Linked DNA regions of Homo sapiens: region 2 is linked to region 1. A link is a loop called in an ENCODE intact Hi-C map of the cell type or tissue named here. Cell type or tissue: PC-3. All regions are shown on one strand. Each heading gives the region's core, and the rest is flanking DNA. Links, peaks and the distances in the headings are about the cores only.

Region 1 (12,574 bases), core at 2,048-10,047:
TTTTTTTGTTTTTTGCATCTAGATGCAAAATTGTTCCAGAACTTTTGTTGAAAAGTTTATCCTTTTGCCTTTCAATTTTTCCATTGAATCTACCACCTTTGTCAAAAATAAAGTGACCATATATGTCAGTCTATTTCTGAACTCTTCATTCTGTAACATTATTTGATGTGTTTCTCTCCTTTCACCAATACCATACTGTTTTGAATGCTGTAGCTTTATCTTAAATTTGATTAAGGTGATTCTTCTCACTTTATTCTTCTTTTTCAAAATTGTTTTAGCTATCCTAGGTCCTTTTTTGTTCCATATAAATTTTAAAATCACTTTGTCCATATCTATAAAAAATCCTGTTGAGATTTTGATTATTGTTATGTTAAATCTGTAAATCAATTTAAGGAGAACTGACTTCTTTACTATGTTGAGTTTTCCAATCTATGAACACAGTACATCTCTCTATTTACTCATGTCTTCTTTGATTTCTTTCATGGGATTGAAATGAACTGTGCTTTTTTTTGGACTATTTGCAAGAGGGTCCTACATTGGGGGATGGGCCAGAGAGTATCCTAAGCTAGCTGGTTTTCACAACATAAAAGCTCTCTTCAGCTACTACAGGACATATTAGTTCCTACAAACATGATTTGCCTGTGTGATTCTTTGCGTGCCTTCTCTCCTAACTGAACCTTGCTGCGTTCAGGTGGGCCTTCTACAGCCACAAAACGCAACTGTGTTTCCATACCCTCTTTGCAGGCAAGAGCTGTAAGTCCCACCCCACTCCCTCATGTATTTTTGTTGGTGCTCTATGAAATTTGCTACTCGGCCTCTCTCCTCTACTTATTTCCATGTGGCTCCTACAGAAACCCAAAAATTCTCTGCAACCTTTAAAAATATACTACAGTGTGTTTCCAAGTTTTGCTGAAAATAGAGGTTTTGTTTTCTTTTTCCTTCATTGATTTTCAATGATTTCCAGGAAACAGGAAAATGCTGTTTTTGAAGCCATATTTATACTGGTATGTGTTTTTGGTAAAGAAGGTAAGAAAATGCCTGGTTGGGATGGAGGTTGTTGGTAAATATAGAAGACACTCTTGCAATGAAGAGGAAGTGAAAGGAAAAGGAAAAGAATAGAAAAAGCAATAAGTGAAAAGGATAGAAGGGTCAAAAACTAAGACAACGAGTAACTGATCTGTTCTGAGCTCATTCTTTGTTATCAGAGTTCTAGTAGGTAATGACAGGCAGCTTCTGTAGGATTGTGTTGAGCCCTGTGGTGAAATAAGAGTTATTAACAGCAATCAAATTGGATTCTCTCTCAGAATCCCGAGTGAAGAGCTTTCCAGACACTGAAATAGAGAGGCAATGGCACCGTGGATTTAGCTGTGCTCACCTCTGGGAAGAAGCAGTACTATGTAATCAGATAGTTTCCCCTCCAAAAATGACAGAATAATAATTTAATTCCCTTTATTTAGGATGGTTAGGACAAAATAATCTGATTTATAGATTTACCATTTACATGACACAGAGAGCCAACTTTTTAGAACTTGTCTAAAATATAAAATATTTTAATTCTAAAGCAGTATTCAACTGAATACCGTTTGGTGACCCAGAAAATACTTCCAGATCCCAAAGTCTCTGACTCATACTTAATGCATCAAAGTTTCTTTGACCTTTCTTAGAAGCTCTTTCTGGGCATGTACCCTTTTACTCAAGCCCAGGTTTCTTAGGTGAATCAAATGAGCTTAACACAAATTTTGTGGGTGGCAGAGATACCCAGATCATCGCGTTTAAACAGGCAGTGTGCTTACCGTATTGTGAACCCAGAGGGCAGGAGGGTGGTTCGTATATTTCACTGCCAATTCTATCACTCTCTCTTGTTCTAGCAGTCTGGGACTGGAGCATATTGAAAACCCACCAACCACAGAGACTCCTGGAATAAAGAAATCAACCCTAAAAAGAAAGCCAAATAAATGATTATTGTTGAAGCAATTTTAAAAATTGGTAAATTAAACAGAATTGACAAACCTTTGCAAGACTATGAAAAAAAATTACTAAAATCAAGAATAAAAGAGGAGATATCATCACAAAGCTTATAGAAATAAAAAGAATTATAAAGGAATTCCATGAACAACTATATGCCAAAAAATTAGCTAACTTACATGAAATGCACACATTCCTAAAATGACATAAACTACCAAATCTGACTCAAGAAGAAAGAAAATCTGAGCAGACCCATAACAAGTTAAAGGATTGAGTTAATAATTTTAAAACTTCCCACAAAGAAAAGCTCAGGCCCAGGCCAGTCGCAGTGGCTCACGCCTGTAATCCCAGCACTTTGGGAGGCCAAAGCAGGTGGATCCCCTGAGGTCAGGAGTTTGAGACCAACCTGACCAACAGGGTGAAACCCCGTCTCTACTAAAAAAAAAATACAAAATATTAGCCAGGCGTAGGGACGCATGCCTGTAATCCCAGCTACTTGGGAAGCTGAGGCAGAAGAATCACCTGAACCTGGGAGGTGGATGTTGCAGTGAGCCAAGATTGCGCCACTGCACTCCAGCCTGGGCAACAAGAGCGAAACTTCATGTCAAGAAAAAAAAAAAAAAGAAAGGCTCAGGTCCAGATGGCATCCTGTTAAGTTCTATCAGACATTTAAAAATTAATACAAATCCTTCAAAATCTATTCCAAAAACAGAAGAGAACACTTCTCGACTCATTTTATGAGGCCAGTATTACCCTCATACCAAAGCCAGACAAAGACATTGAAAGAAAACTATAGACCAGTATCCCTTCTGAATTTAGGTACAAAAATTCCAGGAATACAAGGTTGGTTTAACATCTGAAAATAAATAAATGTAATACACCACTCAGTAGAATAAATGACAAAACCCACATGATCATCTCAATAGTCAAGAAAAGACATTTGACAAAATCCAACACTTTTTCATAACAAAAATACTCAACAAATTAGGAATAATTGGGAACTTTCTCAACCTGATAAAGGGCACCTACAAAAGACCCATAGCTAACATCCTACTTAATGGTGAAATGCTGAAAGTTTCCCCCCTAAGAGAAACAAGATTAGGATGTCTACTTTCACCACTCCAACTCAACATTGTACTAGAGGTTCTAGCCAAAGTGAGTAAACAAGAAAATGAAATAAAACGTGATCAGAACAACTAACATCCTACTTAATGGTGAAAGGCTGAAAGTTTCCCCCCTAAGAGAAACAAGATAAGGATGTCTACTTTTACCACTCCAACTCAACACTGTCCTAGAGGTTCTAGCCAAAGTAAGTAAACAAGAAAATGAAATAAAAGGCATTCAGATTGCAGAGGTGGAAGCTGCAGATGGTATGCTGTCATATATAGAAAATACTAATGTATTCACTAAAAAGATATTAGAACTAATAAATTCAAATAAGTTTGCAGGATACAAGATCAACAGACAAAAATCAACTGTATCTCTATACACTAGCAACGAACAATCCAAATGTGAAATTTAGAAAACCAATTACACTTATAATAGCATAAAAAAGAATAAAATAATTGGGAATAAATTTAACAAAATAAGTGTAAGACTTACACAGTAAAAACTACAAAACACCATTGGAAAAAAATTAAAGATCTAAGTAAATGGAAGCATATTCCATGTTCATGGCATGGCAGACTTAAATATTGCTAAGATGGCAATACTCCTCAAATTGATCCACAGATTCAATGCAATACTTACTAAAACCCCAGGTGTTTTCATTGTAGAAATTGACAAGTTGATCATAAAATTCATATGGAAATTTGAGGAACCCATAATCATCAAAACAATCTTGAAAAAGAAGTTTACATTTGTAGGACTCACAGGTCCTGATTTCAAAAGTTACTACAAAGCTACAGTAATGAAAATGCTGTTGTACTGACATAAGGACAGACATGTAGATCAATGGAAAAGAACGGAATGTCCAGAAATAAAGCCTTAAATTCATGGTGAATTGATTTTAGACAAGGCTGCCAAAGCAATTTAATGGCAAAAGAACAGTCTACTCAACAGTGGCACTGGGAGAACTGAATAACCACATACAAAGAATGAATTTGGACCCCTATTTCACAACATATACAAAAATTAAGTCAAAACAGAGCAGAAACTTAAATGTAAGAGCTAAAATTATAAACTCTTAGAATAAAACACAGGAGTAAGACTTCATGGCAATGGCTTCTTAGATATGACCCCAAACCAAAAGGGTTGGAAAAAAAATAGAGAAACAGATTTCATCAAAATTTAAAACTCTGTGCTACAAATGTTATCATCAAGAAAGTCAGGGCCAGGCACAGTGGCTCATGCCTATACAAATCCCAGCACTTTGGGAGGCCGAGGTGGGTGGATCACCTGAGGTCAGGAGTTCGAGACCAGCTTGGCCAACATGGTAAAACCCCGTATCTACTAAAAATAAAAAAATTAGCTGGGCATGGTGGCAGATGCACCTGTAGTCCCAGCTACTTGGGAGGCTGAGGTAGGAGAATCACTCGAACCCAGGAGCAGAGGTAGCACTGAATCGAGATCGTGCCACTGCGCTCCAGCCTGGGCGACAGAGTGAGACTCCATTTCAAAAAAAAAAAAAAAAAGTTAAGAAGACAATCTACATAATGGGAAAAATATTTTTAAATAATATATCTATTAATATTAAGGTTCTTGTATTCAGATTATATAAAGAACTCTTACAACTCAGTAATAAAGAGACAACCAAATAAAAAACTGACAAAATACTTTAAATTAATATTTCTTCAAAGAAGACATATAAATGGCTAATAAGCACATGAAGAGATGTTCAACATCAATAGTCATTAGGGCAATGTAAGTCAAAATCATAATGAGCTGGCAGTTCACACCCACGTGGATGGCTATAATCAAAGAGACAAACAATAGTGTTAGGGTCTGGAGAAATTGGAACATTTATACATTGCTGGTGGGAATGTAAAATGGCACAGCCACTCTAGAAAACAATTTAATAGTGCCTGAAAATGTTAGTTAGTTAGCATATGACCCAACAATTCCATGCCTAGGTTTAGACCTAAGACAGGTGAAACTGTATGTTCACTCAAAAACTTGTACATGAATGTTCATGGCAGCATTATTCACAATAGCCCCAAAGTGGAAACAATGTAAATGTCCATCAGCTAATGAAGATATAAACAAAATGTGGCATATCCATACAATGGAATGAAGTACTGATACAGGCTACAACATAGATGAACCCTGAAATCATGTTAAGTGAAAGAAGCCAATCACAAAAAGACCACACACTGTATTGTATGATTCTGCTGGTATAAAATGTCTATAAGAGACAAATCCATAGAGACAAAATAGATTAGTGGTCATCTAAGCCGGGCAGGAGGATAGGGAATGAATAAGAATCATTACAGAGTTTCTTTCTGGGATAAAAATGTTCTAAATGTGATTGTGCTGATAGCTGCACAACTCTGTTAATATACTAAAACCTCTGAATTGTACACTTTAAATGTTTGAATTTTATATGAATATATCTCAACATAACAGTCTTTTTAAGTTTTAAAAAGTATGAAAAAAGGGTCAAGAAAAGCAACAAAAACTCTCCCACTAGTATTTGACAGACTTAATAGGCCGATATGGCCTCTGAGTTACACAAGTCTTAACGTTTCCTTCTTTTCTTCTAACCACATCCTGTAGTCTAGAACTCCTGGGTTTCAAGCTTTCAATAATTCTATGCCACAGAAACCCTTTTTTGGTGAGGATTCTAGGAAATGCAATAAACCTAGTCACATACCAAGAAAAATGTATTGGAACACAGAACCACAAAAAATTCTCATCCCCATATCTGGGAAACATAAACATCCAATCTAGGTGTTTCACAGCCATCACAAGAGCAAAAAGTATCATCCTTCCCCAGTTGCTTACCTACATACAGGCCTAAAAGAAAAGCAAAAGATGTTCTCTAATCTGATCTATGACCTTAAAAAAATATTCTCCTGCAGTCTATGGCCTTACATTTCCAGTCATTTATTATAAGTGTTTAAAAACCAGTTCTGGATTGGAAGTGCTCCAGAAAAGGTCTTTGGCCAACTTTAACCTATTTTCACTTGACTCTTTTCCATGAGTACTTTAACTTTCTTTTCATTTCTGACAAGATAAAAATTTAAAAGACTATCGTTAGCATTTGTTAACACAGTTGCTATATGCTATCACAGAGGAGGTATACAAAAATCTCCATTATTTCCATGTTTAAAAAATAAATACATTAATAAGCTACTTTTGCTGCTTCATCTCCTGAACTACAGTGCCCTCTGCTGCTCAATGCTGATGAAGGCCATTCTCTCAGTTGAATGAAAGGGAACCAACCCTCTTCTCTAGTAACTCTGGAAAGCTACCTTTGGAAAAAAAGGACTCCTTCATTAAAAAATACAGAAGAATTTAAGTTACATAAAAACTTCATCTGAATGGATTTAAGAAAATATGCACAATACATATTTCATAAAACATCTGTCCAAGAAAGAATTATACCTTAAACACACACCTTTAAAAATGTCCTTTGCAGGATGAGCACTCTTGGAGCCATGAGTTAAAGCCCTTACTATATACCCAATGAGTGAGTGTATGCAGAAGGAGCCTAGGTGCGCGGTGAAGCAGTGGATGTCCACATCCAACCATGACACACCAGGCAGCCAGGTCCTGTCCACAAAGGGAGCCCCAGTGCCAAGCACACAGCAGCTATACTATGAGATCCCAGAACTCTTTAGTCCTTGCCTACAGTTCTCAGAGCCCCTCACTCATTCACTTAATGCAAACATCTAAGAGAGCACCTGCCTACCATATACAGGCACTGTGGTACTTGCTGGAGGTACAAAGATGCACATATGTCTTAGTTGCTGCCCTCAATGAACCCACTCTAAGAGGAGGAAAATTAACAAATACATACAATTAAATGGGCAATGATAAAATCTGCTTAGCGTAGCGAGGCAAGGCAGAGGAAGGAGGAGTCAATTCTACCAGGAGTACAGGAATTAAGAAAGACTTCACAGAAGAGATGCCCTTTAAACAGTCTTAAAAGACACACAATGCTTACCAGATGAGTAATGGGGGAGGACACAGTTTGAAAAAGATGCCAAGGAATACAGTGCTATGTTATGTGCAGTCCTGTGAGAATCAGGGCTGCCACACATGCTTGTGTAGGTTGCAAGGATATTATCTATCTACAGTGTGGCAGCCCTGCTCAAGGGTAGGTATAAAGTCTTATTTCTCTAATCTTGCTCCTCCAGTGTTTCTTCTTGGTGTCCTCTTTCTCTCAGCAGGGCTCAAAGTTGCTTTCTAGCATCTAAACTTATGTTATCTTGTAGAAAGTCAGACACACTAGGACCAGGAATTCCCTCCACTCTGTGAAAATGCTTTGGCCTTACTTCCCCTCAGGAGGCAAGCTATACCCAGCCAAGTGTGGATTGAGTACTGACTGGGGCATCAGTGGTGACATGGTGGTGATAAGCCCCCACTCCTGCCTGGCCTGCCACTCTTCCAATCAACAGCTTCAGTGCAGGGAAACTGACCAAGGAGATAAGAATTGGAATCTGTCCCCTGGGCCTTATCAGCACATATGATCTAACTGAATGAAATACTTATTAGCAATAACAAAAGCTAAAATCAAACAAATGAAGTTAACAGTAGGCATTATGCTAAACACTTTAAATATCCCAAAACGTAGGAATACTACTGCTCCCTCTTTGAAGATATGAGAACTGAAGCCCAGACAAATAAGGAAACTGACCACATCACAGAGCTGGCTGGTAGAAAGCAAGCATGTGAGCTGAGCAGTCTCCAGGGCACTAGGCGACAATACACTGCTACCCACAGTAGCATAACCAATGCCAGAGGCAGGCAGTGAGCACCACAGCCAAATGTGAATCTAGAAACTCAGGGCAGCTGCACACTGTGTGAGGACCAGTGGTGGCATGCTCCAGACCCAAGAGTGAGTGCCAAGCTTTCCACCCCAAGGGAGGAGGAATTCTGGTCAAGGGCAGGCCTCACCAAGGAGCTAGCAAGTGGTAGGCCTACTAGTAAGATGAACCAAGAAGTTCAACCCTGCTCATGTGAGAGATGTTTTGAGGTGGTTCTGCCTTTGGCCTTTCTCTCGGGATTGGATTGCTACAGTTCTTGGAACTGGTTTATTGCTACAGGAACCAGCCCTCTCTGCAAGGCCCAGTAAGAATACAGTGTAGTGCAAAAAGAGCCCCTTGAGGCCTATATCTGATCTATGCTGAAGGTGTCTACATGGGGATCTGTGGCCAAAGCTCCAGCTAGTCACAGACAACATTCATTTATTTAGTTAGAGTTGTGCCTGGAACCTCATTCTCAGAGTTTGGTAGGTGTCAGAGGAAGCCACTGGTCAAAAATTCAGAGATGTGGAATCACGGCCCAATCTCTTACCCCAAAGATAAGCCCAACAGCAACCCTCTCCTTGATTTCTAGCAGCTCTCCAGTCTGATAATCCTACCTACACAAACTGCATGGCAGCCACATCCTCACTTCCTATCCCTAATCCTTGCCCTCTTCTCCAAAGTACCACATGGCTGTTACTACCAAGCTGATGGTCTGAGACAGCCTAGAGCACAAAGCCATTCAAGCAACAGCATGGAAGGGACAGACACCGCCAACCTCAGCAAAATGGCCATTCTGTGACCATAAGGTCAAATATCAAAAGGAACTCACAACCCCTAGAACCATAAATCAATGGTAAGGGTAAAATTTGTTGAAAGAGGAGGGCCCAGGGGCCTGGAATGAATGCTGATCAACACCTGGGAGGGAAAGCGTCACACACTACCAGCCAGTGATCCTTACCCGCCAAGTCCGACCTCCGAAGAAGTCTGACAGGCACATACGAAAACCAGGCCTAAATTCAGTGAAATGGCCAAATCCATTCATTGGGATGGTATACATGACACCAATCCCAAATCATTTCATCTTGAGAATCACAGTAGGACTCTATTTCTACAAATATCACTAGGGAATGAGGACATTTTCTTATCAGGTAACTGAGGTTAGCAAGTGCATTACACTTGCAGGCACACCACGGTGGCAGCACAATAACCAATGCACAGGCTTTTCCTAACCAGGAGGCTGGGTCTGAGTCTTGGCAGGATTCAGAGTTGAAGGCACGGAGACAGTGCTTTGCACAGGACACAAACATTTCCACAGAAAGGAAATATGGAAAACAGATCATTACAATTAAAGTTTCCACTTTTCAATATAATGACTGCTAAACCATTTTTGAAGGGTAAATATGTTGCCCGCCCCCTAAAACAGGCAAAATGCATTTAATGTGTATCATCGAACATGTGCAAAGATTGCAGTAAATTGCTTCACAAACCCAAATTATTGCAATCAGCATCTTGTTTTCTAGTTCTAAATTCAAAGGCAAACTATTAACACACAAGACTGCTAACTCTTGCTATTATCACACTTGCTATTATCACACATCCTCCTTCTAACAAAACCACATTTCCAGATGGACTGCCAAAATTAGTCAAGTGACTCCTAAGAAACACTATCAAGACTGACATGCCAGAAATCCATTTAGAAATGAATGCTTTATTAAAATAAAGGACACACACACCCAAACACACCTTTCCTAGGGAAATTCAAGTTGCTTTCCTTACAATTGAACTTGAATTGAAGCTCAGGGAGGCCCCATTCGGAGGAAATGTTACCCAGTCAGCATGCTGATCAGTCCCGAGTCAAATGGGACAGACTTATGATTTGTGTGGGGGTTCTGGGGAGCTGGGCCTGACTGGGGAATCCTGATAACAAATTAGGCAAAGTATTTAAATTCAACCCAAATAAGGTACATATGATAGACAAATTCAGTCAAGAGGGTAGTGAGCCCTGTGATGACATCACTAGTTCCTCTTCTCTTCAGGATACTTTGTTTACTCTGCATTGGACACGAAGAAGACTACTTTTAAAAAACCTATGAATCTCCTGCAACACGTAACTCAAGGAGATTAGATTACTGAAGTGCATTCTGTTAGCAACCATTCCTGAAGAGTCTAATTATCAGAGCTGTCAGTTCCATGGGCCAGAACTAGCTTTGTTTGAATGTGGAAAACACAAGACAGCAATTTTCATATACGACTGAGGGAGCCACGGGCTCAAAACCCAAGTGGGCTCTGAGGCCAGAAAAGGAATCAGATCCTCTGTGCCAACAAAGGCTCACCCTGAGCAGATATGATTTAGAATTCCTCTTCCTCAAGGGAATGGCTAGCCTTTTCCAGGAGAAAAAATAATACCTTCTATCTGATGGCACCTTCTTGAACATACATACATGGAACACAGAAAAGTCACTTACCACTGGCCAGCTTTAAAGGAAAAGTCTTGATCAGCAACAAGCAAGCGGAGGCTCTTCACTGACGGTGACTCACTGGCAGCTCCACACACCTTAGCTGCTGACACAATCTAAAACCAAAAGATGAACTGTGGCTGAGGTTAGTGCGTACACAGCACAAGGGACAAATGGTGGCATCCTGAGAACTAAGGTTTTTGAAACCTACAAAGATGTGGTTTTTGAAAATTGCCAAACAAGGTAAAACACACTTTGCTTTAGTTCAGCCTACCACCATGTGAATACATTTTAATTAACTTTTTTTTGAGAGACTTGCTATCATACTAATTTAATTTTATCCTACATTCAAAAATCATCTATTCAAGGGATCTTTTAACCGGCATTTATCTGATGAGTATCCACAATGTGCTGTGCACTGGGCTAGGCACTCTGGGAAGAGCTCAGGGAATTGGAACTCTGTAAACAAGCCAGGGTCTTATCAAGGAGCTGCCGTTAAATTCTCCATCAGCACTGGGCAAAGTGAGGCCCACTCTTGCTTCTGGGGGTGTAAGGAGCCCACAAAGAGCTAATTTCAGAAATCAAAAGCAGGCACTTAGAAACTTTTAACAATTTCACAGAACAATCTTGTGCCTATTGAGTCTAGTAACAGAAAACAAAATGGGTTTGCATTCTTCATGTCTTTGTTTTTAATTAATTTTCAAATTCATTTTTTATCACACGATATTTTATAAAATGGAAACAGATCACAATCTTAACAATAAAAAGAGCCCTTCCCTACAGATAATTTGAGAAGCACTATTTTTACATGATGTATCTGATTTCTGGAAAGCCTTGAATAGGTTTGACTCGGGAGCTATGCAGGTATGTGCCATTCATGGCTCAACACCCCTCAAATTCAAAAGGTATCTATTTCCTTTATTCTTTCATCTGCTTTGTGTTTCTTTGTCCTGTAAGCCTGGGACATCTTCACAAGCAAAGAAAAAAGACAACATGACTCTTTCCTTCCTCAACCTTCTATGTCTGTTCATCTTTACTTGTGGCAGCAAATCAGCAACTAACCAAAATATAGCCCTCTCCTTGGAAAGTGTGACCTTCACAGCTCCACCAAAGGGTGCTTTGGAAATCTGTCAAGGTCAATGAACGTCCCATCCTAATGCTAGCTCATGCAGGCCCTCTACTCCAATAGGACTACTAAATCTCATCAAACTATTAGTGGAGACCATTTTCAAAAATCCACTGGATAATTCTCATGATGGATGGTGGTCTCTCTCACCACCTCAAAGTATCTTCTAGTATTATCTACCTTTCTCTCCCTCCTGCAAAATACCTAACCTTTCTTTCTCCATATTTTTGTCAACCCTCTCTTGCTCCTCTCCTAAAAATCAACTGGGGTAATTTTCCATTACTGACCCTCTACCTGCACTCTTGGTCCTAGTCCTGCCTACTCTCTCAGAAACACTGCTCCATCAGCAACCACCAGCCCTTTCCTTCATGTTCAATTTTCCTCCCTTTAGTACATTCCTGTTTCATCAAAGATTACATCTAATGCCATTTGCAATTCAAAGCAATTCAGCAACAAAATAAAGTAAGCAGCAGAATATGGCTGTTAACAGCATGGGCTCTGCAGCTGGACTGCCTGGTATTTAGTCCTGGCTCTACCGCTTACCAGCTGTGTGACTCTGGGCAAGTTACCTAGCCCTCCTCAGCTATAAAATGAGAATAATACCACCTATACCTCATAGGGTTGCTGGGAGGATTAAATGAGATAATACTGACAAAAGTACTTACAATGCTGCTGGCCCACAGAACTCATTAATGTTGGTTATAATGTACAGTCATGTGCTGTGCAACGACATTTTGGTCAACGACAAAGCACATATACAAGGTGATCCCATAATACCAGATTTTTACTATTTTTCTATGTTTAGACACACAAATATTGTGTTACAAACGCCTGAAATATTCAGTACAGTAACATGCATATAGGTTTGTCCTCTAGGAACAATAGGCTATACCATTTAGCCTAAGTGTGTAGTAGGCTATCCCCTCCAGGTTTGTTTAAGTACACTCTATGTCTGCACAATGACAATCAGCTAATGACACATTTATCAAAACATCCCCGTCAGCAGGCAACACATGACTGTATTTCATTGTCTTAATTAAAATTAATTAGCATTTGTTTACATTATATATTACATTTTATTCATTTATAACTATATATGCCACCATACCAATGCT
Region 2 (12,574 bases), core at 2,994-10,993, 310 kb before region 1:
GGCCTCAGCCTCCCAAAGTGTGGGGATTACAAGCATGAGCTAACATGCTGACCTGCAAGGTTACTTCTTTTCTCCAGCTTCTAGGACCTCCAATTTCCCTGTCTTGCTTGGTTTCTCCCCTTGTAATATGATTACTCTCATTTATTAGGCAGAACAATTTGAAACTCTACTCTTTAGTCCCTTGGGCCTAAGTTTGCATATCTAAAGCTCTATAGAGTTCTGCTAATCCAGTGTTTCCCAAAACTATGTTACTCGCTGCCCTGGGAGTATGTGGTATGAAGTGATGCATAAACAAACATTGTTTTAAATTCTAATCATTCTGTATTTATTTTAATGTCATTGTTAAAAAAATGTAGCTAAAACAGTAAGTCTGATCTTGCAAATATTGTTGTTTAGGACAAGAAGTTAATTTTTAAAACAGGTAAATAATAATAGAGACTCAGGACAGATATAACAAAAATCTTGAAAATGATTTGCAGAAGTGAAGTTCAAGTGCCTATACAAACATAGCCTTCTTTCCAAAGCCGTAGGCTTTAGGAGCACAGAAGAACTGGCAGAGGTGTTCAAAGACACCAGCGTTTTTTTCTTCTCCCCCCATATAGGAAGCAATATAGAGATTTATTTCTGAACTGATACGAATTATGCCACTAATCTTAACACATTGAAATGGATACAGTCAGTTTTGATCTTAGATAAAATTCTTTCTATTAAGCGATTTCAAGAAAACAGCACCAACCTTTGAAAAATTCATGATCTAAAGAAAAGTAAATTATAAGAATAACTTATGAAATATAAAATACAAATAATGTTTAATCCCTTAACCAGCTAATCTTTAACAAGAAAACGGGTGAAACTGTTCAGAATTATTAAGAGCTAATACACAAATCCAGAAAGTCTTAAAACTCCTAAGCAGGAGAAATTTTTTAAAACTCCACATCTACTTACATCATTGTGAAAATTCAGAACACCAAAGAAAAATTGGTCTTAAACATCAAAAAGACTGACAGCAGATTTCTCAGTAGCAATAGAAAATAGAAGATAACAGAGTAATATGCTCAATATTCTGAGGGGGGAAAAAATACTTGTAAACCTAAAATTATATATTCAGTAGAATTATCATGAAACAGCAGGGAAAAATCAAAATATTTCAGGTGGAAAAAAACGCAAGGGTTTACCACATCACACTCTCATTCAAGGAAATTCTAAAGAATTTGCTACAGGCACAAGGAAAATGATTCAGAAGGAAGATCTGAGATATGCAAAGAAATGGTAAGCAAAATGTTGTTACATATGTGGGTGTGTCTAAAAAACGACGTCTAATTTATATGATGAAACCAGGATAGAACTAAAATAGTGAATAACTTATAAACTGAGAGAGGGGAGGGTGTGTAGAGCTAAGACATCCTAAAGGCCTTTGCATTATTCAAGAAGAAAGTAAAGCTATTTATTAGCTTTATATTTTAAGTTTACATTTTAAAATAGTAATACAAATCACTTAAAAATACGGAGTGCATTGGCTCACGCCTGTAATCCCGGCACTTTGGGTGGCTGAGGCGGGCGGATCACGAGGTCAGGAGATTGAGACCATCCTAGCTAACACGGTGAAACCCCATCTCTACTAAAAATACAAAAACAAAATTAGCCGGGCTTGGTGGCAGGCGCCTATAGTCCCAGCTACTCGGGAGACTGAGGCAGGAGAATGGCATGAACCCAGGAGGCGGGGCTTGCAGTGAGCCGAGATTGCGCCACTGCACTCCAGCCTGGGCAACAGAGCGAGACTCTGTCTCAAAATATATATATATATATAATTAATATAATATAATTAATATAATATAATTAATAATTAATATAATATAATTAATAATTAATAATTAATATAATACATATACACACACATAGAGAGAGAGAGAGAGAGAGCCAGAGCGTGAGCATTACTCCAAATAAGTTGAGGAAAAAAACTGAGAAAAAGAAAAAAAAACCACGTATACACAATGCAAAAGAAGCTGCTTCTGTTAGTTTTTGACATTTTAACTTTCTTTTTCGTATGCCATTCTTATTCAAGGTAAGTAGTATTGTATAATTTTTTATTGTGAGCTTTTCATTAAAGGGTCATTTTCTTATGAGAATCACTTTCAGCCTAGGTTGCAGAAGCATTCATTCAAGTCGGTTTTATGTTTGCTTCTGCCAGGCATTCTAGATGCCCCATGTCTAGGATCTCTTAAGGCAGGAGAGAGGGTGATGGTGTAGGAGGATCCATTTCTTGGCTTGGGGATTCCAATAATATATTATAGATTTAAACTCCAAACGTTGATGAAATGCAGGTCTAGGGTTTTGAAATTTAATCAGAGTTAAATACATATTTTCTTCATCCAGAGATGGGACAAGCCTCCTCATCTGCTCGCCATGGGTGTTTCACATTTTCCCTACTCCATCCTTTTCCTAAGGATTTTAGGGACAATGGCGTTTTGCAGAGTACTCAGTTCCAGCTCCCACCCTGAGCCCTTACCTCCTACCACTAAACATCCAGATCTCAAGTTACAGAGAGTAACAACACTTTGCCCACACCTAGGATGACCAATCCTTCTGGTTTCCTTAGGGACGTAGGAATTTCTCAGTGCTAAAATCATGTAAGTCCTGGGCAAACTAGTATGACTGGCTGCCCTACAGCCCAGCCCCCATATCCCGGGCAGGAGAAGAATCAGTTGAATAAGTCATTGCTCTGGTTTTCAGTTTATTTTTGGTACTTGGAATTTCCCTTCTTTTCTTATGGGTTTAGCTGCATATTGAAAATAAAACGTTTTATTTTAATCCCGCATTACTAGGTGTTAGTAATGAGATACTGCTCACGTTATAGAAGTCCACCGTTTTGCCAGCTCAAAAAGTAACATTTTAATGCTTTCCGTCAGTACAGAAGTGAAGTTTGTGGATAAAGGTCATAGCTACTTAGCCCTGTGTGTATAGCTAAGGTGCTGCAGTGGTTCCCGAAGTTACGTGATGGGCTCCACCAACTGGCCCACAGCTTGCTCCTGCTCTACGCCCGTATTCTGACCTTAAGAATGTTCTAGAATTCTCTAGGCAGGCCTAGCGCCTTCCTGTAAGGCCTGGAAGGTGAATTCTCCCATTAAAATGTAAGATCCCTGAGCAAACACATGTTCTGTTATTCTGTTCACTCCTGCATCTGCTGTACCTGGTAATCACAGGCACTCAGTAACTATTTCTTGAAAGAACAAACATCCTGAATGTCAAACTGGCATTTCCTCCCATCCAACCCCTTCTATCTCAAACTTGACAGAAAGGAGTGCAAGTTTCTGGCCTGTTGATGTCTCCTTCTGTTTTCCACAGACTTGCTTCGATTTATTTCTGTAGGCATTTAAAAAAGATTTTGGGGTGAGTGTGAAGCTAAAAGTGATGGCGCTAACCCTGTGCCTTAGAGAAGCCATTTGGAAACTGCAGCCTAGACACATTAGATTATCATTTTTGTAAACTATACCATACATTTCAGTATGCATACTTATTTTAGGGGTGTTTTGGGGGTGATGTGTGTGTCTGTGGGTCTATGTGAGCGCGGCGCCTTCCTGGGACTGAGGCACCGGACCTGCGCACACGCGCTGCGTACCCTACGCCCCCGCCGCGTGGGCGCCGTCGTCCCCCGCAGCCCCCCCACGCAGGGGGCGGGGCGCTGCCACCCATTGGCTGAGGCCGATACCACGCGCCCCGATACCCGGCGCAGGAGCCACCTCCCTGAGCCCCGCGGACCACGCCTCAGTCCGCCTGCGCTCCTCAGCCTGACGGTCCGCCTTTCGGGGCTCCTCAGCCTTGTCACCCGCTCTTGGTTTTCCTTTTCTCTTCATCTTTGGCTCCTTTGACCACTCGAAGCCGCGCAGCGGGTTCCAGCGGACCTCACAGCAGCCCCAGAAGTGGTGCGCCAAGCACAGCCTCTGCTCCTCCTGGAGCCGGTCGGGAACTGCTGCCTGCCGCCATCATGGTGAGTTGAGGGAGAGGCCCGAGGGGCAAGGCTGGCGGAGTCTTCACTCGTGGGTGAAACTCGGCTCTGCAGGGTCGGAAAGTGAAGTCATCCTCGGCTTTCCTGTTTGGGGGGCACCTGCCTGGACGCACCACAGCCATGGCCCACAGAGTTGGGAGAGGCGGCCTGGCAGTGGCGCGGCCTACACAGAGAGGCAGGCGCGGGACGCCAAGGGCGGCAAGGTGGGGGTGGGCCCCGAGGACGCGCTGCCTCGCCGGCCACGTGCAAGGGCCACGGCCTTCTTGAGGCACCCATTTCCCGGTTCGGGTTCTCTACTGGCAGAGGTTTGGGGTGCGGGTTCCCCACCCCCGACTGCCCCACCCCGCCCCCACTCCCACGCGCTCCCCCACTCACGCGCCTCCGCCCCTCCCCCACTCCCACGCGCCTCCGCCCCGCCAGCCTCATTTCTGGCGCGCTCTCCCCGTGGCTCCGCAAGATGGCGGCGGGCCTGCTGAGGGACTTGCCTTCTTAAACTTCGAGGGCCGGAGCTTCCTTAGGAAGTGGTTCCCTCCTGGTCCCTGTACTTGGTGGGGTGGGCGGGGTTCGTGGGGGCCTCAGCGTGGGGTGTGGGGCGTCCTGAAGGCATGGCCCTGTAGCTGAGGGGGCTGGGCCGGAAGTGCCTCTGGTCCCCTCGCGCCTGTCAGCTGCGGGGGACTTGCTGATGGCGGCTCCCTCGTGTGGCGGCGACAGAAAAGCTCGCCTGACGCCATCTTTGCCGCACGAGGTTGGTTTCAGCAGTTACCATTAAGAATTTTAGAATTTTTAAATTCTGGGTACGGTTTTTTCCCTCTCGATAAACCAGGATCCTTTGACAAAATGTCCATTTGGTAGATAGCGTTGGGTGTGCGTTTTTGTGAGTTTGGTAAATGCCTAGCGTTGCTTCAGCGCCACCACAAGATGCAGCTCTGAACACGCAGACCAACCACTGAGTCACGAACGCGCGTATTACATGCTGTGTGTGTGTCTGCATTGATAATTCTCAGTCTCTTCAGGGAGGAAATTTATACACAGTTTATATTACCATGTATAAACATTAAAATAAAAATAAACACCTATTATGTGTAATTGTGCAACATATAGTTATCCATGCTAATAAAAAGTAATCACCTTGAGTTGTAAGTAATTATTTATTATAACACTTTTCATTTTTAGAGTTAAATCCGAATTGTTTCATTGGATTATTTTTCTGATTATAAAAGTATCATATTTACTCATTTGAAAACAATCGCTGTAAGAAAATAGCAATCCATCTTAATCCCAACACTTATAACCGTTAAATTTTGGTACATGTATGACCTTCTAGATTATTTTTATGCATGTATTGCATATAGATGGGCCAACTTTTACAAGAGTTACACCGTGCTGCATAATACTATTTTACAACTTGCATCTTTCAATTGATGTGGGCATTGTTCTGAAGATAATTTTAATTTTCAGTATATGTTAAAAATTATACCATTATTTTACCGAATTCGCTTATGATGAATACTTTTTCAATATTAAAACAATACTATCATGGGCTGGGCGCGGTGGCTCACGCCTGTAATCAATCTCTTTAGGAGGCTGAGGCGGGTGGATCACTTGAGGTCAGGAGTTCGAGACCAGCCTGGCTAATACGGCGAAACCCCATCGCTACTAAAAACAGAAAAATTTGCCAGGCGTGGTGGTGCGCACTTGTAATCCCAGCTACTCGGGAGGCTGAGGCAGGAGAATCACTTGAACCTGTGAGGCAGGTTGCAGTGAGCTGAGATCATGCCACTGCACTCCAGCCTAGGCAACAAAGAGGGGAGGCTCAGTCTCAAAAAAAAAAAAATGCTATGAATATCCTTGTGTAAATATCTTGGCATGCTTGTATTATTAATTCCTTGAGATGAATTGCTGTAAGTGGAATTGCTGGGTGAAAGCGCTTTACCCCTTTGGTAACAATTTTAAGTTACACCCCTCATTAGTATAGTGATGAGTATCCTCGCCTATCAAATTATGATACATCTTTTCCAAGCTACTCTTGGTGTAAAGAATGTATCAGTATTTTCCCACTGATGGTGTGTAGAGTGATCTCTTTTCCACACCCTTTCCAATGAAAGGTATTAGGATTTTTTGAATTGTCAACCTAATAGCTGGAAAATATTTTACTATGTTGATGTGCACTTTTAAAAATCATCAATGAAGTTGATCGATCATTAGCTTTTTAAACTTCCTTTTTATTTTTATTTGTATTGATTCATAAAGACTGTATTAATGTTCACCTTTGTCATACATAGTGGAAAAAAATACATAGTAGTAATAAGGAGGTGCCCTTACCTTATTCCTAATTTCAATGGAGATGACTCTAGTATTTCACTTTAAGCTTAATGATAGGGTAGAATTAGATTGATAGAAAATAAGATGTCTCTATTTCTGTTTTACTTGGATATTTAGATAATTTAAAAATGAATGCTGTATTTTGTCAAATGCTTTTTCAGTGGTGAGTTAAAGTAACAATATCCTGTGAAGTATTCTTGCATTTCCAATATAAACTATATTCTTTATATACTGCTGGAATTTTGCATTTGTGTTGAGGGCAGGGATGGCTCATCTTGATGAGGCTTTGTTACTTATATGCTGTTAGCTTTGTAAAATGCGTTGAGAAATACTTTTTTCCTCTTTGAAAATTGAAGAAAAGTGTTTGAATTTTTTAATCTCCTCTTCTGTGTTTTCTGTCTTTATTTCTGGTGTCTGATGTGTATGTGCACCTCTCTCTGACACAAACATACACCCAAGTTATCTATTTCTTTACAAGTTGAAAAAACTCCCACGGAAACTGAGCCAGGTATCATTAGGTGTTTTTTCTCAAGATTGTTTTGTAAAAATTTAAATTTCTCTACAAGTTTGTCATGTCGTTGATTTCCAAATTTATTTCTATAGAGTTTATGCATAGCATTGTTTTATAATCTGTGGTCATAACCCATTTCTCAGGTCTCATATATCCTTTTGCTTTCTTGCCTTTTCTTGCTTAGTTTTGCCAGGATTGTTTATTGCTTGAATTTCATCCTCCCCACCCCCAACTCCCCAAGAATCTACTCTTGGATTTACTTAAAGTTTTGATTCTGATTTTCATGTCATATTTTCTTAATTTTAGCATTCTCTTTATTCGTTCCTTCCTATTGGTGTGAACGTAACTTTGATAACTACAAATTATAGCCTTTTTCCTGGTCAGTTTATATAAATCTCAGTTTGCTTTCATGTTCACATAGTAATTGAATTAGATAATACTGTGAAAGAAGCTGACATCCCAGGAGTTACATAATAATTTTTTCCAGCTTTTAGCTGTCTTTGTCACTTGGTTGTCCAAATATAACAAGGAATATGTTTGCTATAAATAACAATGAGAGTTGTGTATATGATGGTCTTGAAGCTCACCCGTTTACTATTCCAACATTTCTCATTTCAAAATTCACCAACTCACTTGAAGGTATGATTAAGAAAATTACTTCTTTAATGCAGTTTGTTTTCAGGATGCTATTGACAGTTACGATGGTACTTTCTTTAAAATTAAGCTTTTGCTTATCCTAAGCATTCATTTATATTTTTGGCCACGGTTTCACCAAAGTTTGTCTATTGATTGTGGATTTTTATATATACATTATAATTATGTATAAATACAGTAGGAATTTAACAACCCTTGCTAATCAAGCCGTGGTAAAAATGAAGTACATTGCTTACTTTGTTAGCTTTGAGCGCCACCTGCTGGCTGAGAACTAGGACATGATGGTGCCTCCTTAATTTAAGATGTTATTACGCTATTAAAGTGATCCTATGAATTTTATATTTACGATTCCAGTTAAGCAGGCAGCCAGTTTGTAAGATCCAAGCCAAAGTCAGACTTCCTAATAATATCAAATGCCTCTTTTCCTCTTTACCAAACTACTGTTGTCGCCAAGTATCCGTTTTACTCTTGTATAGGGTATGAGAATTAGAAGAGACACCAGAGATCTTTTCCAACCATTCATTTTCAAGCAAGGAAACTGAGGTCCTGAAAAGACTTACTTTACTGAACAATGGAAATCAGGTTCTTCCCAAACAATAATTTTCCTCCTCAATTCTTGTGGCACTGTCACAAGGTTTCTTAACCACACCCTATTCAAATTTTGGACCAAATAGTTCCTTGTTGTAGGAAGCTTTCTTTGCATTGTAGGATGTGCAGTAGTATTCCTGGCCTTCAGCCCATCAGATGCCAGGAATACACCTCAGTTGTGACAAGCAATCTCTAAACGTTGTTAAATGCCCCCAGGGCTCAAAAATCTTCCCCAGTTGAGAATCAATGCATTATCATGACCTCTTATAATCTGACACAGTTTTCTGCCAGATGTTACACTTCTAAATTAAAATACATCCAAACACTGTGATGCAGAGACAATACTGTATATATAGCTTGTTTATCAAAGAAAAACATATCCAAAGTTCATCCACAAATCAAGGGGGAATTGAAAAGGAGAAAAAACTACAAGAATTTCAGAATTTATTTTGTTTTGTTTTATTCTGTTTGGGATTTCTGAATGAACTGAGAAGGGATTGGTAAATTGTCTGTAGGGGGGAAATCTAATCAGGTTCCTAATAGTTCAAGATACGCAGCTTAATGTCATTTAGAAAAACAACGTAAGACATTTTTAGAAAGGAAAAACTGTAGAAATAGTTTTTAAATTTTTCTTCCACATCATTGTCATGAAATACCACTATTAAAAGAAAGAATTAGGAATTATTTACAAACCCAAAATAGCAAGTATAAGCACAAACGAATAGAGAAAAGCAATAAACTCAGCTTTAGTTGATTTGACAATTTAGATTTCATCTCTAGTAAAGCTGTGTAGAATCAGTAACTTCTAGCATCTAATTAACAAAGCAGGAACTCTACTTTCTTATTAATTCCTATAAAATTACTGTGCTTTTCAAAAAGATAACAGTTGCTTTCTTTTGTCTTGTTTTCTTTCAGACAGGTATATGTGTAATAGCTTTCTCTTTTGCAGCTTTTTGTAGTTACCTTTTGTAGTCAACAGGCACTTCACCAATGATTTTTAAATTAATGATGTTTCATAGTTTCCTGATGTTTCAATTCGTTCTTAATTAAAAGTATCTTCAAGATAAGTCAGCTAAAATAGTAAAGCCAAAAAAGAAACTTGAAAAAAAATCTGAAAATAAATTCAAATAACAGGACACTAACTTATATTGATATACCACTTTATACTTTACAAAATGAATTCACAGATGTTATCTCATTTCCTTCTCAAAGCAGTTTGCCCAGAGATACACGGCTGGCAAGTAAGTGGCTTGTAACCACTTACCTGTAAGGGACATAAACCTAGATCTCCTGACTAAATTAATTTTTGTTTCACTCTGCTATATTGCTTCTCCAACATATATATTACTTACAAATTCTACTTCAGAAAATTTTACATTAGCCTTAGAGTCTACTGCGGAAAGAATAAAGACAGTTCTGATCAAAATCCAGAAAAAATGAGTTATATGTGTGTTTCTTTATCTGAAAATAAAGATGGTATAATTTATATCTGCCTACTGTGATAATTAGAATTATCAGTGGGACTGATTTGGTGTTAGGAAGAAAAATGTTATTTCAAAAAATGATTTGAACACCCTAGCATTAGGGAAGAGGATTATAATCCTTTTTTTAGAAGGAGCTGTGACATGTGAGCAAATAATGTTTCCATGATCCATTTCCAAAGTAAAGCAGGCATACTAACACAGCGTTAAAATTGTAAAAATTCATGTTAATTTTGGTGAAAAAGGCGAAGCAGGACAAATTGGTTTAAAACTTTGAGGCTTATTTTCTTTTTGATGTGGCTTTTTGGAGTTTTTTAATATTTGTCATCCTTTTTATTAGTGTACTCAGTAAAATGAAAAGTTGTTTATGAATATAGAACAGGATGATTTTAATTTTGATTTTTACAAATCTGAACTTTCCAATTTTGGGTTTGTTTTTTTTTTAAGTAATTCACATAGTATTTTCACAAATACTAAGTATTCTTCCACAGCATTGTGCAAGACTCGGTAATGAGCAATACTGGGTTTAAGAAAGTACTGTATCCTGGCTGCGCGTGGTAGCTCACGCCTGTAATCCCAGCACTTTGGGAGGCCAAGGCGGGTGGATCACCTGAGGTCGGGAGTTCGAGACCAGCCTGGCCAACATGGAGAAACCCCATCTCTACTAAAAATACAAAATTAGCCGGGCGTGGTGTCGGGCGCATGTAATCCCAGCTACTCAGGAGGCTGAGGCAGGAGAATCGCTTGAACCTGGGAGACAGAGGTTGCAGTGAGCCGAGATCACGCCATTGCACTCCAGCCTGGGTGACAAGGGCGAGACTCTCTCAAAAAAAAAAAAAAAGTACTATATCCTTTCATTAAAATTTCATGCTGATCTACTCTGATAAGTTTAAATCCTGAGCCTGAACTAACTTAGAATGAAAGTAATTTATATAAAATATTTTATACTTAAAATACAAAAATTATATTTCACATTATGTATAGGTTTTTCCTGTGTATCTAATTATGATGTCTACTTTCCAAATTACAGTCTACTGCAAATCCTGAAACTCCAAACTCAACCATCTCCAGAGAGGCCAGCACCCAGTCCTCATCAGCTGCAACCAGCCAAGGCTATATTTTACCAGAAGGCAAAATCATGCCAAACACTGTTTTTGTTGGAGGAATTGATGTTAGGGTATTGTATTCATACCTCATTTTTACCTTGAAATGCATTATGAATAATGGGATTTGGGCCCTGTTACAAACTTAAGGTTTTTTTGTACTTCATGGAGGTTTAGAATTGGTTTTACATTTGACCCATAGGTACTAAAAATATCTTTGACAAAGAGCTACTGGTCATTTGGGGATAAATGGGGGAGAAATTGTCACATCATCGAACCTTCTTTTAGTAAAATTAAAATTTTTGAATGCTGAATTTTTACTCTTGAAGTTCAATTCTTTTCCATAGATGGATGAAACTGAGATTAGAAGCTTCTTTGCTAGATATGGTTCAGTGAAAGAAGTGAAGATAATCACTGATCGAACTGGTGTGTCCAAAGGGTGAGTAATTTTATCAAAAATATCTGAACTCTAGCCACGTATAGAGTATCAGAGAAGACTTCAAAATTGGTATTCTGACACTTAACATAAATTTGTTGCTGTGTTAATTTCTTTCATGTAGAGGATAAAAGTTTATTGCCAGCTCTTTTAATCATTTTTCTAATGTTTGTTTTTGAATATCTTCAATCTTTATTTCATACAAATGAATTAATCAGTTTTCTCAAAGAACTGTTTTCTTCATACATTGCACAGTATCTTAAATTTTAACCACCTTGTCTTAGATAGTAAGTTAAATTCAGGTTCATGGATATGAATTCTTTGTTAATCAATGAAGTTTTCACACTACCCTAATCTTAGCACATTTTGATTGACATAGTTCAGATGAAGAAAAAGCAGTATTTGTAGAGGATCTATCATGTACATCTTAAATATTTAGCATAGTATATTATTCATATTTTAGTCATGATCACTTCCGTATATAGTAGAAGTTCTGAACCATGTACTGTATGATGGTGATTTTATACTTCATTTATCTGCCTTTATAGCTATGGATTTGTTTCATTTTTTAATGACGTGGATGTGCAGAAGATAGTAGAAGTAAGTAATCTAATAGAAAAATCTCATTTGTTTAATTGATACAATGTTTAGTGTCAAGTGATATACTCAGTCTTGTGTAAAATTTGGAAGACGATACACTTTCTGGTCAAAAAAATCCAAACTTAGAGGAATCTTACATAACTTGTTAGAACCTGTTTATTTTTGACTGGGCACCTAGGTTCATGAACTACAGACAGGAAGGGTTGGAGACAGGGCAGGGTAATGAAAAGTTTTTGATCAACTTTCACTTGATGCCTCTTGACACTGATTAGAGAAATAAGGGTAAGGTAGCTTCATGATGACAAATTTTAATTTGGTGTGTAGTTATCACTGATCTTCTATGATAATAGGAATTTTAGAAGACTTTAGGTGTTCATCCAAGTCTTGGAAGTAAAGACTTGAAAATTGATTCTAGTTTTGTTACTGTTTTATTTTCAGTCACAGATAAATTTCCATGGTAAAAAGCTGAAGCTGGGCCCTGCAATCAGGAAACAAAATTTATGTGAGTACAAAAAGAAATTGTTCTTTTTAAACATAAAAGAAATTGTGTAGCTTTTCAAAGAACTAAAAATAGGCCTTTTCTTTTTGCTTTTCAAAAAGGTGCTTATCATGTGCAGCCACGTCCTTTGGTTTTTAATCATCCTCCTCCACCACAGTTTCAGAATGTCTGGACTAATCCAAACACTGAAACTTATATGCAGCCCACAACCACGATGAATCCTATAACTCAGTATGTTCAGGTAAGAATTGCTTAACGTTCCTATTCTCTTGTTTATTGTAGTCATCGTACCTTCTGTGGAATTACATCCAATTTCTGTAGTAAGTGGTAATGGCATCCCTGTTTGAATACTTTGAGTGATGGGAAATTTATTACTT

Evidence for each region. A loop is a pair of places that touch in the nucleus more often than their neighbours do. Peaks named below come from ENCODE experiments on the same cell type or tissue, not always from the same donor. Only the 100,000 strongest peaks of a DNase experiment are listed, where the experiment ranks them.
Region 2: it touches region 1 in a loop (6-fold over the local background); 4 of 110 quality-filtered maps call a loop at or near these places.

Annotation. Positions count from the first base shown.
Region 1 is chr3:16,284,217-16,296,790 of GRCh38, reverse strand. It overlaps OXNAD1 (oxidoreductase NAD binding domain containing 1), which reads right to left. Exons shown (of 9, transcript NM_138381.5): 5 at 10,343-10,449; 6 at 1,794-1,935. It overlaps LOC107986065 (a long non-coding RNA gene), which reads left to right. Exons shown (of 2, transcript XR_001740608.2): 2 at 1-133. Among named protein-coding and RNA genes, the nearest start is that of OXNAD1, 25 kb to the right of the region's middle. RefSeq lists a silencer at 10,391-10,530. In PC-3, for the core only: a CTCF peak has its summit at 6,292 (motif pointing left); a DNase peak (open chromatin) is centred at 6,300.
Region 2 is chr3:16,596,614-16,609,187 of GRCh38, reverse strand. It overlaps DAZL (deleted in azoospermia like), which reads left to right and starts at 3,765. Exons shown (of 11, transcript NM_001351.4): 1 at 3,765-3,985; 2 at 10,590-10,736; 3 at 11,010-11,101; 4 at 11,647-11,698; 5 at 12,137-12,200; 6 at 12,299-12,438. The coding sequence starts at 3,983. In PC-3, for the core only: a CTCF peak has its summit at 7,755 (motif pointing left); DNase peaks (open chromatin) are centred at 7,737 and 8,207; H3K4me3 peaks cover 274 bases; H3K27ac peaks cover 408 bases.